2 separate regions of the Homo sapiens genome follow, and region 2 is linked to region 1. Evidence: read pairs that join two places in POLR2A ChIA-PET (ENCODE). Cell type or tissue: K562. All regions are shown on one strand.

The links. Peaks named below come from ENCODE experiments on the same cell type or tissue, not always from the same donor. Only the 100,000 strongest peaks of a DNase experiment are listed, where the experiment ranks them.
Region 2: POLR2A ChIA-PET joins it to region 1 with 6 read pairs; 3 of 35 experiments call an interaction of 5 or more read pairs at or near these places.

The regions. Positions count from the first base shown.
Region 1 is chr22:21,565,385-21,570,384 of GRCh38, reverse strand. UBE2L3 (ubiquitin conjugating enzyme E2 L3) reads right to left here and starts at 2,671. Exons shown (of 4, transcript NM_003347.4): 1 at 2,614-2,671. The coding sequence starts at 2,640. RefSeq lists an enhancer at 342-411 and silencers at 2,218-2,357, 2,608-2,847, 3,490-3,677. In K562, CTCF peaks have their summits at 1,553 and 2,724; DNase peaks (open chromatin) are centred at 1,614, 2,004 and 2,704; H3K4me3 peaks cover 2,894 bases.
Region 2 is chr22:21,716,542-21,721,541 of GRCh38, reverse strand. All of the region lies in intron 1 of YPEL1 (yippee like 1), which reads left to right. Among named protein-coding and RNA genes, the nearest start is that of YPEL1, 17 kb to the left of the region's middle. In K562, no CTCF peak of the experiment used is centred here; no DNase peak of the experiment used is centred here; H3K27me3 peaks cover 1,649 bases.

The DNA.
Region 1 (5,000 bases):
CGTAAATAACCTAATACTTAATAAATACTCAGTTAATGTTACAATTTTTTTCCAAGGTCTGTTTTTTTTTAGAAACAGAGTAATAATTTTAAAACCATAATAAGTCCCCTCTTAGACCCCTGAGAGCCTGGAGATTCCAAACTGGGTCAACTGGGATAGGCTAGGGGGCTACCAGGATGAATTAGGTCAAGATCCCTGCCCTTCGGGATCTCAGAACCCAGTACAGGAAAGACAAGTCTGTAACACAAAGAGATTGTGACAAGTGCTCAAAGAGAAATATAAAGAAAGCGCTGTGGTCACACAAAGGAGGAAACAACACATTCTGAAGGGGGATGTGGGAGCACGGGCTCACAGAGTAGTTGGCACTGGAGTTGAACCTGGGACTTCTCTGGAAGGGAGAAGTGAGGAGAAGGCAGCTTTTCTTGGGTAGAGCAAACAACACGTGCAAAGGGACATCAGACAGCAAGTAAGAGCAGGAGACTTTGCTTTGGAGAAAGAACCGAATTCGATCACAACTCACTCTCCCTAGCTAGGTAACCCTGGGCAAGCCAAAGAATCTTTTCTCATCGACAAAATGGAAATCACAATGTCTACTTCACAGGAAGGATTAAACATGATCATGCATATAAAGCACGAAGTAAAAGCTGGAAAAATAGTAGCTACTGTGATTAGGTGCAAGAACTGTGGGAAACCAAAGGGCAGGAGGTGAGGCTCAAGGGATTGCTTTCAGCCAGTCTCAGAAAGGTCCTGCATGCCAAGTAAGAGGTTAGGATTAACTGCTGAGGACAATAACACCATAGAGGTTTTTAACAGGAGTGAAAGAATTGAGTTATCTGCTTTAAAAGAACTCTGGTGTCCGTCAGGGGTAGTCTGGGGAGGAGAGCACTTGGGAGGGCACCTGAGAGATGAGGATATAGATTCAGAGTAATTTCAGTAACATTAGAAAGCAAGGCATGCACTCCAGAAATCTTTTTTTTTTTTTTTTTTTTGACATGGAGTCTCACTCTGTCGCCCTGGCTGGAGTGCAGTGGTGCAAACTTGGCTCACTGCAACCTCCACCTGCCGGGTTCAAGCGACTCTTCCACCTCAGCCTCCCGGGTAGCTGAGATTACAGGCAAATGCAACCACGCCCAGCTAATTTTTATATTTTTAGTAGAGACAGGGTTTCACCATGTTGGCCAGGCTGGTCTTGAACTCCTGACCTCAAGTGATCCGCCCGCCTCGGCCTCCCAGGAGTGCTGGGATTACAGGCGTGAGCCATCGCGCCCGGCCTGCACTCCAGAAATCTTTCTAAATTTAAATCCACAAGGGTTAATGGACGACTGCACCTGGGAGTAGGGTAGGAAAGAAAGCCATTAACCGACCCCTTATCTGGTGAATGGTGGTGTCACTAGCTTAAGAGATGAGGAGAGGTCTGAAGTCCTCTGACTGTTCTTTTGTGCCCACTTCCACTCCAGTTTTATAAAGTTAATGTCCTCTCTAGCCCTTAGGGAACAAAAGAAAGGAAACGTTCCCAGGGACGGAGGGAATGCTCAGAGACTGTGGCTCCAAGTTCAATGTCTAGCTCTACCAAGCACTGCTCCGCCTAGAACGAACCCCAGCTCTTTATCTCCCCTCAGGAAACTGGCTCCTGGGCCTTTTTTTAATTTCCGGCCCGTTGCAGGCCGGCAGCACTACCCAGCCGCCGACTCACAGATGCTGGCGGGGTGGGCTACAGAGGACCTTGGCAAATCCACTGGCAAAAGTACTAAGCCAATTTAGCATGTGTTCCTCACCAAAAGGTGCCAATTAGCGAGAAAGCACCCTGCTGCATTCAAGATCCAAAGTACCAAATTATTATTATAAACTTTGGCCCGTTTTGATTCGAACGACTGAAATCAACCGTTATCCCCCCAAAAATGGCACTTTATCAGGGAGGGGAGATCGGGATGACTGAGTGGAGGAGAGGGAAGCAGAACCGCGCCGCGATCGGGGCCGACCTCAGGCCTTCCTGGAGTTGGAACTTACCCGCTGTGTGACTCTGCAGTCACAAGGCGACAGTTTGCTAGGACCCAGCGCAATTCCAAACGACCCACCAACAAACTGACCTAACTTTGGCCGCCTGGCCTCCTTCTCTCTTTCCTAGCCCGAACCTCCCAGACTCCCGAGCTGCGGCCGGGCCAAGCGGAGCTGCAAGCCCGGCGCGCTGCGGCCCAGGGCGGGGCGGTTCCGCGGCGCGGGCTCCGGGCAGGGGCTCCGGCGCTCGGGCCTTCCCCGAAGGCGCCCGGTTTGGAGCCTCCCAACCGGGCTCTCACATTAACGACGCCCTCAGATCGGACCGCGGCCTCCGCGACAGGGGGACGCGGCCAAGCTCCGGGCGGAGAGTGGCGTGAACGCCCCGGGCCGGGCTGAGGGGCCGACAGCGGCTCCCAGCGCGGCCTTGCGCTCCCGCCCAGGCTGCGGCCTAGGCCAGCCCCGTTAGCACCTTGAGCCTGCGCGCGGCCCAGGGAACCGACGAGGCCGTGTAGGGCAGGAAGCCAGACGGCAGCGCCCTGAGAAGCCGCCGCCTGCCTCGGGGATCCGGAGCCTAGGACGCCGCCCCACGCCCGGCCGCTGCCAGAGAATGGCTTTTACCTTCATCAGCCTCCTGCTGGCCGCCATCTTGGATTTGGTGCTGCTCCTTCCCCAGAATGCATCGCGGCCGGCCGGGCGGCTGGAGCCCCCGCACTTCCTGGAGCGGGGGAGGGGCCGCGGGGCGGGGCACAGGAGCAGAGCGGAGCACCTACTGTGTGCTTCCCACTGTGCTGGGGGGCGCGTGGAGGAACGCAAGTGAACCGCACAGACTGGGCCTCAGCGTTTACGGATCGTCCAATCAGATGGCAGTTACAACCAGTGCCTGGCACATAGTAGGAGCATAATAAATACTGATTGCATAAAATAGTTGACCAGGCGCGGGGGCTCACGCCTGTAATCCCAGCACTTTGGGAGACCGAGGCGGGTGGATCACGCGGTCACGAGTTCGAGACCAGCCTGGCCAACGTGGTGAAACTCGGTCTCTACTAAAAATACAAAAAATTAGCCAGGCGTGGTGGCGGGCGCCTGTAATCTCTGCTACTCAGGAGGCTGAGGCAGGAGAATCGCTTGAACCCGGGAGGCAGAGGTTGCAGTGAGCCGAGATCTTGCCACTACACTCCAGCCTGGGTGACAGAGGAAGACTCCGTCTTGGGGGAAAAAAAAAAAGTTGAATAACCAAGGTTACTTCACACTGCCAAGCTCTGTGAAGAAAACTGGGTGATAGGAAAGTGACTGTGGGGACATACTTTGAGAGGTCAAGGAAGCCAAATTGAGGAAATGGCCCTACTAAGTGCCAGACCTCTCTCTAGTGCTTTATTTTCTTTAACCCTTGAAACCATCCTCTGGGATACGTTAGCATTAACATCCTCATTTCACAATAAACAGAAGCACAGAAGAAGCCAGTGACTTGCCCAAGGTCACACGGCCAGCTAGGAGCAGAGCCAGGCTCCTGTCACAGGTGGGCTGCTGGCTCCAAAGCCAATGCTGGGACCTGGAAAATGGGAAGGAACAGCTGGGAGGACTGGAGGAGAATGTTTCAAGCAGAGGAAGCAGCACTGGCGAAGACCATGAGGCTGTCTCAGTGTCCAGAATGGAGTAAAAGGATTATAGGGTGGGAGGGAGGCAGGGGACAGACCATGGAGGGTCTTGTAGAAAGGGGAGGAGTTGGTTTCTATTCCATGTGCTGTGAGAGGTCTTTGATAGATATGAGTATTGACTCCATGGTCAGATGATTTTTTTTTTTTTTGAGACAGAGTCTTGATCTGTCACCCAGGCTGGAGTACAGTGGCACGATAACAGCTCACTGCCGCCTCGACCTCCTAGGCTCAAGGGATCCTCCTGCTTCGCCTCCCAATTAACTGGGACTACAGGCACGTTCCACCACACCCTCCTAAGTTTTTTTTTATTTTTTGTAGAAATGAAGTCTCACTGTCTTGCCCAGGCTGGTCTCAAACTCCTGAGCTCAAGCAGTCCTCCCGCCGCAACCTCCCAAAGTGGTGGGATTACAGGCATGAGCCACCACACCTGGGCTGAGACGCATGTTTTAAAGAGTACTTTGGGGCTTGGCACAGTGGCTGATGCCTGTAATCCCAGCACTTTGGGAGGCTGAGGGGGGTGGATCACTTGAGGTCAGGAGTTTGAGACCACCCTGACCAACATGGTGAAACTCCGTCTCTACTAAAAATACAAAAATTAGCCAGGTGTGGTGGTGGGCGAACGTAATCCCAGCTACTCTGGATGCTGAGGCAGGAGAATCGCTTGAACCTGGGAGGCAGAGGTTGCAGTGAGCCAAGTCCGCGCCACTGCACTCCAGCCTGGGCGACAGAGTGAGACTCCATCTTAAAAAAAAAAAAAAAAAAAGGAGTACTCTGATTGGAAAATGGGGAATGGAGGTGGGTAAGAGGATAAGAAGGGGAGCAGGGGCCACTTGGAAACCGGTTGCAATCATTCAGGCAAAGAGGTGACAGTGGTTTGGACCTCAGGTAGCAATGCAGAGAGAAGAACATAGCTTCAGAATATACTCAGACCTTCTTAAGGAGTTTTTCTCTTTTTTTTTTTTTTTTTTTTTTTTTTTTTTGAGACACAGTTTCACTCTGTCACCCAGGGTGGAGTGCAAAATGGCATGATCTCAGCTCACTGTAACCTCTGCCTCCCGGGTTCAAGTGATTCTCCTGCCTCAGCCTCCTGAGTAGCATAGATTACAGGCACCTGCCACCATGCCCAGCTAATTTTTGTATTTTTAGTAGAGACAGGGTTTTAGCATTTTTGGCCAGGATGGTCTTGAACTCCTGACCTCAAGTGATCCACCCACCTTGGCCTCCCAAAGTGCTGGGATTATAGGTGTGAGTCACTGGGCCTGGACATTTTTCTCCATTTCTAAGAACAGTGGGTTTCTCCTGAAAGGAGAGAAGGAAAGGGAACTGGAAATAATATATCCTGGGGCCGGG
Region 2 (5,000 bases), 150 kb before region 1:
TGAGGCAGGAGAATCGCTTGAACCCAGGAGGTGGAGGTTGCAGTGAGCCAAGATCACGCCACTGTACTCCAGCCTGAGTGACAGAACGAGACTCTGTCTCAAAAAAAAAAAAAAAAGAAAAAAAGGCTGGGCATGGTGGCTCACTGCTGTAATCTCAGCACTTTGGGAGGCTGCGGCGGGCAGATCACGAGGTCAGGAGATTTAGACCATCCTGGCTAACATGGTGAAACCTCATCTCTACTAAAAATACACACAAAAAAAATTAGCCGGGCGTGGTGGCACACGCCTGTAATCCCAGCTACTCAGGAGGCTGAGGCTTGAACCCAGGAGGCGGAGGTTGCACTGAGCTGAGATTGTGCCACTGCACTCCAGCCTGGGCAACAGTGCGAGACTCTGTCCTCCCCTCCCCCCCCCAAAAAACCCAAAATGTTGGCCAGGTACAGTGGCTCACACCTGTAATCCCAGCACTTTGGGAGGCTGAGGCAGACAGATCACTTGAGGCCAGGAGTTTGAGACCAGCCTGGCCAACATGGTGAAACACCATCTCTACTAAAAATACAAAAAAATTAGCTGGGTGTGGTGGTGTGCACCTGTAGTCCCAGCTACTCTGGTGGCTGAGGCAGGAGAATTGCTTGAACCCAGAAGGCAGGGTTTGCAGTAAGCTGAGATCACACCACTGCACTCCAGTCTGAGTGACAGAGCAAGACTCTCAAAAAAAAAAAAAAAAACAAAATCGGCCAGGCATGGTGGCTCATGCCTATAATCCCAGCACTTTGGGAAGCCGTGGTGGGTGGGAGGCCAAGGCGGGTGGATCATGTGAGGTCAGGAGTTTGAGACCAGCCTGGCCAACATGGTGAAGCCCCATCTCTACTAAAAATACAAAATTAGCTGGGCATGGTGGTGCATGCCTGTAGGCCCAGCTACTCAGGAGGCTGAGGCAGGAAAATTGCTTGAACCCAGGAGGTGGAGGCTGCAGTGAGTCGAAATCATGCCATTGCACTCCAGCCTGGGTGACAGAGTGAGACTGTCTCAAAAAATCGCAGTCAGGTGTGGTGGCTGATGCCTGTAATCCCAGCACTTTGGGAGGCTGGGGCGGTTAGATCACTTGAACCCAGGCGTTTGAGACCAGCTTGGGTAACAAAGTGAGACCCCATCTCTACAACAAAAAAATTAGCCAGGCGTGGTGGCATGGGCCTGTAGTGTCAGCTACTTGGGAGGCTGAGCTGGGAGGATTGCTTGAGCCCAGGAGGTCAAGGCTGCAGTGAGCTGTGTGACCATGCCACTGCACTCCGGCCTCGGCAACAGACTGAGACCTTGTCTCACACACAAAAAAGTGATACTGCTTTTTTTTTTTTTTTTTTTTTGATACAGAGTCTCGCTCTGTCACCCAGGCTAGAGTGCATTGGTGCTATGTCAGTTCACTGCAACCTCTGCCTCCCAGGTTCAAGTGATTCTCCTGCCTCAGCCTCCCAAGTAGCTGGGATTACAGGCACTCACCACCACGCCTGGCTAATTTTTTTTTTTTTTTTTGAGATGGAGTCTCGCTCTGTCACCCACGCTGGAGTGCAGTGGTGCGATCTTGGCTCCCTGCAACCTCCGCCCCCCAGGTTCAAACGATTCTCCCACCTCAGCCTCCTGAGTAGCTGGGATTACAGGTGCGCTGTAATTTTTGTATTTTTAGTAGAGACGGGTTTCACCATCTTGGCCAGGCTGGTCTTGAACTCCTGACCTCATGATCCACCCGCCTGGGCCTCCCAAAGTGCTGGGATTCCAGGCGTGAGCCACCGCGTCCGGCCGCCTGGCTAATTTTTGTATTTTCAATAGAGACGGGGTTTCGCCATGTTGTCCAGACTGGTCTCGAGCTCCTGACCTCAAGTGATCCTCCTGCCTCACCCTCCCAAAGTGTTGGGATTACAGGCATAAGTCACCGCCCCTGGCTGATACTACTTATTTTAAAATGATGAACAAAGTGAAGGGCAGTTTCTGTAGCTCTCTACTTGAGTCACTTGGAGCAGGGATTCTGAACGCTAGAGACCTGAATACCCAGTTTGTGAATAAGTTTCCTGTCTCTCTCTTAGCTGCTTCACTTCATATTCTTAGTATCTTTGTTAAAGGGAAGTCCAGGGAAAGAAGAGAGAAATGAAAGTTTATTAATTTAAGTCTCATTTTAGTAACAAGAAACTTAGTTGAAAATATCACAGAGATTGAACATGAGTTCAGTAAGAAGTGAAGTCAGAACGCTTCCTTCCATGAACTGGTGCAACATGCATGGATTTGAATGAGCTACTGACAAGTTGTCACATGACATCCTCGTGCACCGTGTGGGACATGTGGACAGGAGAGCAGAGGTGGAAGTGGTGCTGGGCTCCTGGAGGGTGGTGGCCGAGCTGATACCTGTCCCCATGACCTCCCCAGGGCATGTCAGCAAGTTTCATGGAAGAGATGCCAGATGGAAGAGATGGCAGGGTTCAGATTCATGAAGGGCCCAGTAGTTCAGGGCAATAGATAAGATCTAATAAAATGTACTGTGTTAACGCTAAATGTGAGGTCTTCTTGATTCTAAGAAACCCAAGAGAAAATTTCAGGATTGGCACAAGATGACTTAATAGCAGCTAGTAAGAAAAAGAGTTTAAGGTTTGGGGAAATCACCCATCAGGAATATCCAATATAGGCAGACTTTTTCAGAAATTCTTTAACATAATATTGGAGAAAGAAATGGACTTCATTTAGAAGATGGTGTGTGTGTGTGTGTGTGTGTATTTACACGTGTATACCTTTGTACAGAAATTTCCTCCACAAAATTCCTGCTAGATGAAGTCATCTCTGTTGATAAATGTGATGAACTGTTGATTTTGTTAATGAAATCGGATTCAGCTTGGTTTCTCTTCTCCTGCAGATGTGCTTGGTCCAGCAGTATTCCCCTGGGAACTGTTCTCCAGGCGCTGCAGAGCTCCTCTGTGCTGTCTGTATCCACCTGTGGTCTGTTTCCGGGCTCTCTTTCATGTCACATTGACCTGTTTTTGTATCTTATGCCAGTCTTTTTTCTTTTATTTATTTATTTATATTATTATTTTTTTTTGATGGAGCCTCGCTCTGTTGCCCAGGCTGGAGTGCAGTGGTGCGATCTCAGCTCACTGCAAGCTCCACCTCCTGAGTTCACGCCATTCTCCTGCCTCAGCCTCCCAAGTAGCTGGGACTACAGGTGCCCACCACCACGCCCCACTAATTTTTTTTGTATTTTTAGTAGAGATGGGGTTTCATTGTGTTAGCCAGGATGGTCTCCATCTCCTGACCTCATGATCCACCCGCCTTGGCCTCCCAAAGTGCTGGGATTACAGGCATGAGCCACTGCACCCAGACTCAGACTCTTTGTTGTTGTTGTTGTTGTTTTGTTTTTGTTTTTTTTTTTTTTTGAGACAGAGTCTCACTCATTACCTAGGCTAAGTCCAGTGGCACAATCTCTGCTCATTGCAGCCTCGACCCCTTGGGCTCAAGCAATCCTCCCACTTCAGCCTCCCTAGTAGCTGGGACCACAGACACGTGACGCCACACTTGGCTAATTGAAAAACACTTTTTTTGCGTAGAGACAGGGTCTCACTGTTGCACAGGCTGGTCTCAAACTCCTGGGCTCAAGCAATCCTCCTGCCTTGGCCTCCCAAAGTGCTGGGATGACAAGTGTGAGCCACTATGTCCAGCCTTTGCCCCACTTCTTGAAAGATATTTTCACTGAATGTAAAATCTGAGATATCAGTTATTATCTTTCAGAATCATAATTGTCCCTTTCTCTGCTGCCTTTTGGGCTCTTGTTTTACCTGGGAGCTTGTTCTGTTGAACAGGTCATTTTTCCTTCCTCTGGACACTTTTAAGACTTTTTTCCCCTTTATCTTTGGTGTTTTGCAGTTTCATTATTTGTCTAGCTGTGGCTTTATTTTTATTTATCCTGCTTTAGGACTGTTGGGCTTTTTAAGTCTGTGGATTAGTAGCTTTTCCTTAATTCTGGAGAATCCACAATCATCAATTATTCACAAAGCGCCTCTACCCCATTTTCTTCTTGCCTCAACCTTCTGAAATCCAAATAAATGTCATCTCTCCCTGCTTCACATCTCTTAGTTTAAGACTCATATTTCCACCTTCCTCACTGTTTTTTTGTTTTTTTTTTTTTTTTGAGACGGACTATTGCTCTGTTACCCAAGGCTGGAGTGCAGTGGCGCAATCTCAGCTCACTGCAACCTCCGCCTCCCGGGTTCAAGCAACTCTCCTGCCTCAGCCTCCTGAGTAGCTGAGACTACAGGCAGACACCACCACGCCCGGCTAATTTTTGTATTTTTAGTAGAGACGGGGTTTCACCGTGTTGGCCAGGCTGGTCTCGAACTCCTGACCTTGTGATCCGCCCCCCGCCCCCCCAGCCCCGGCCTCCCAAAGTGCTGGGATTACAGGCGTGAGCCAGCGCGCCCGGCCTCTCGCTCTTCTTTATTCAGCATAATTTATTCTGACGTATCTTCAGTGTAGGTATTCTCTTTTTATTCTCCTATTCCTGTTAAACCCATTGGGCTGAATGCTGTTTATTTCTAGAATGTCTACACCTGTTTTTCTGCAAGGTCATTTTTTTTCTCGTTTGCTGTTGGTTACATATACTCTCAAGCTCATCGGTTCCCTCCGTGAGTACAGGTAAGTGGAGGAGCCTCATGGTCTGCCTCAGGTCTTTGAGATGTTGAGTCTCTGGATCTGGTCCTGCTGCTGGCCTTTTCTGTCCTTGCTCATGGGGCATTGTTTCTGTGAATGTGTGGTTACTTTTGACTGCATTACTCATTGTCCTGGAAAAATGACTTTGTGGGAATTTTTCAGATCTAGGATAAAGATGCTTCCTCCAAACTAGGTTTACGCTTCCTTCTGCCAGGTACCTCAGGGCGCTGTCAGCCTAAAGCCAATTTAAACTAAATCCATCAACTGTGAGCTTTTGGAATCTTCTCACTGGTGTGAATTTGGGCCATAAGTCCTGT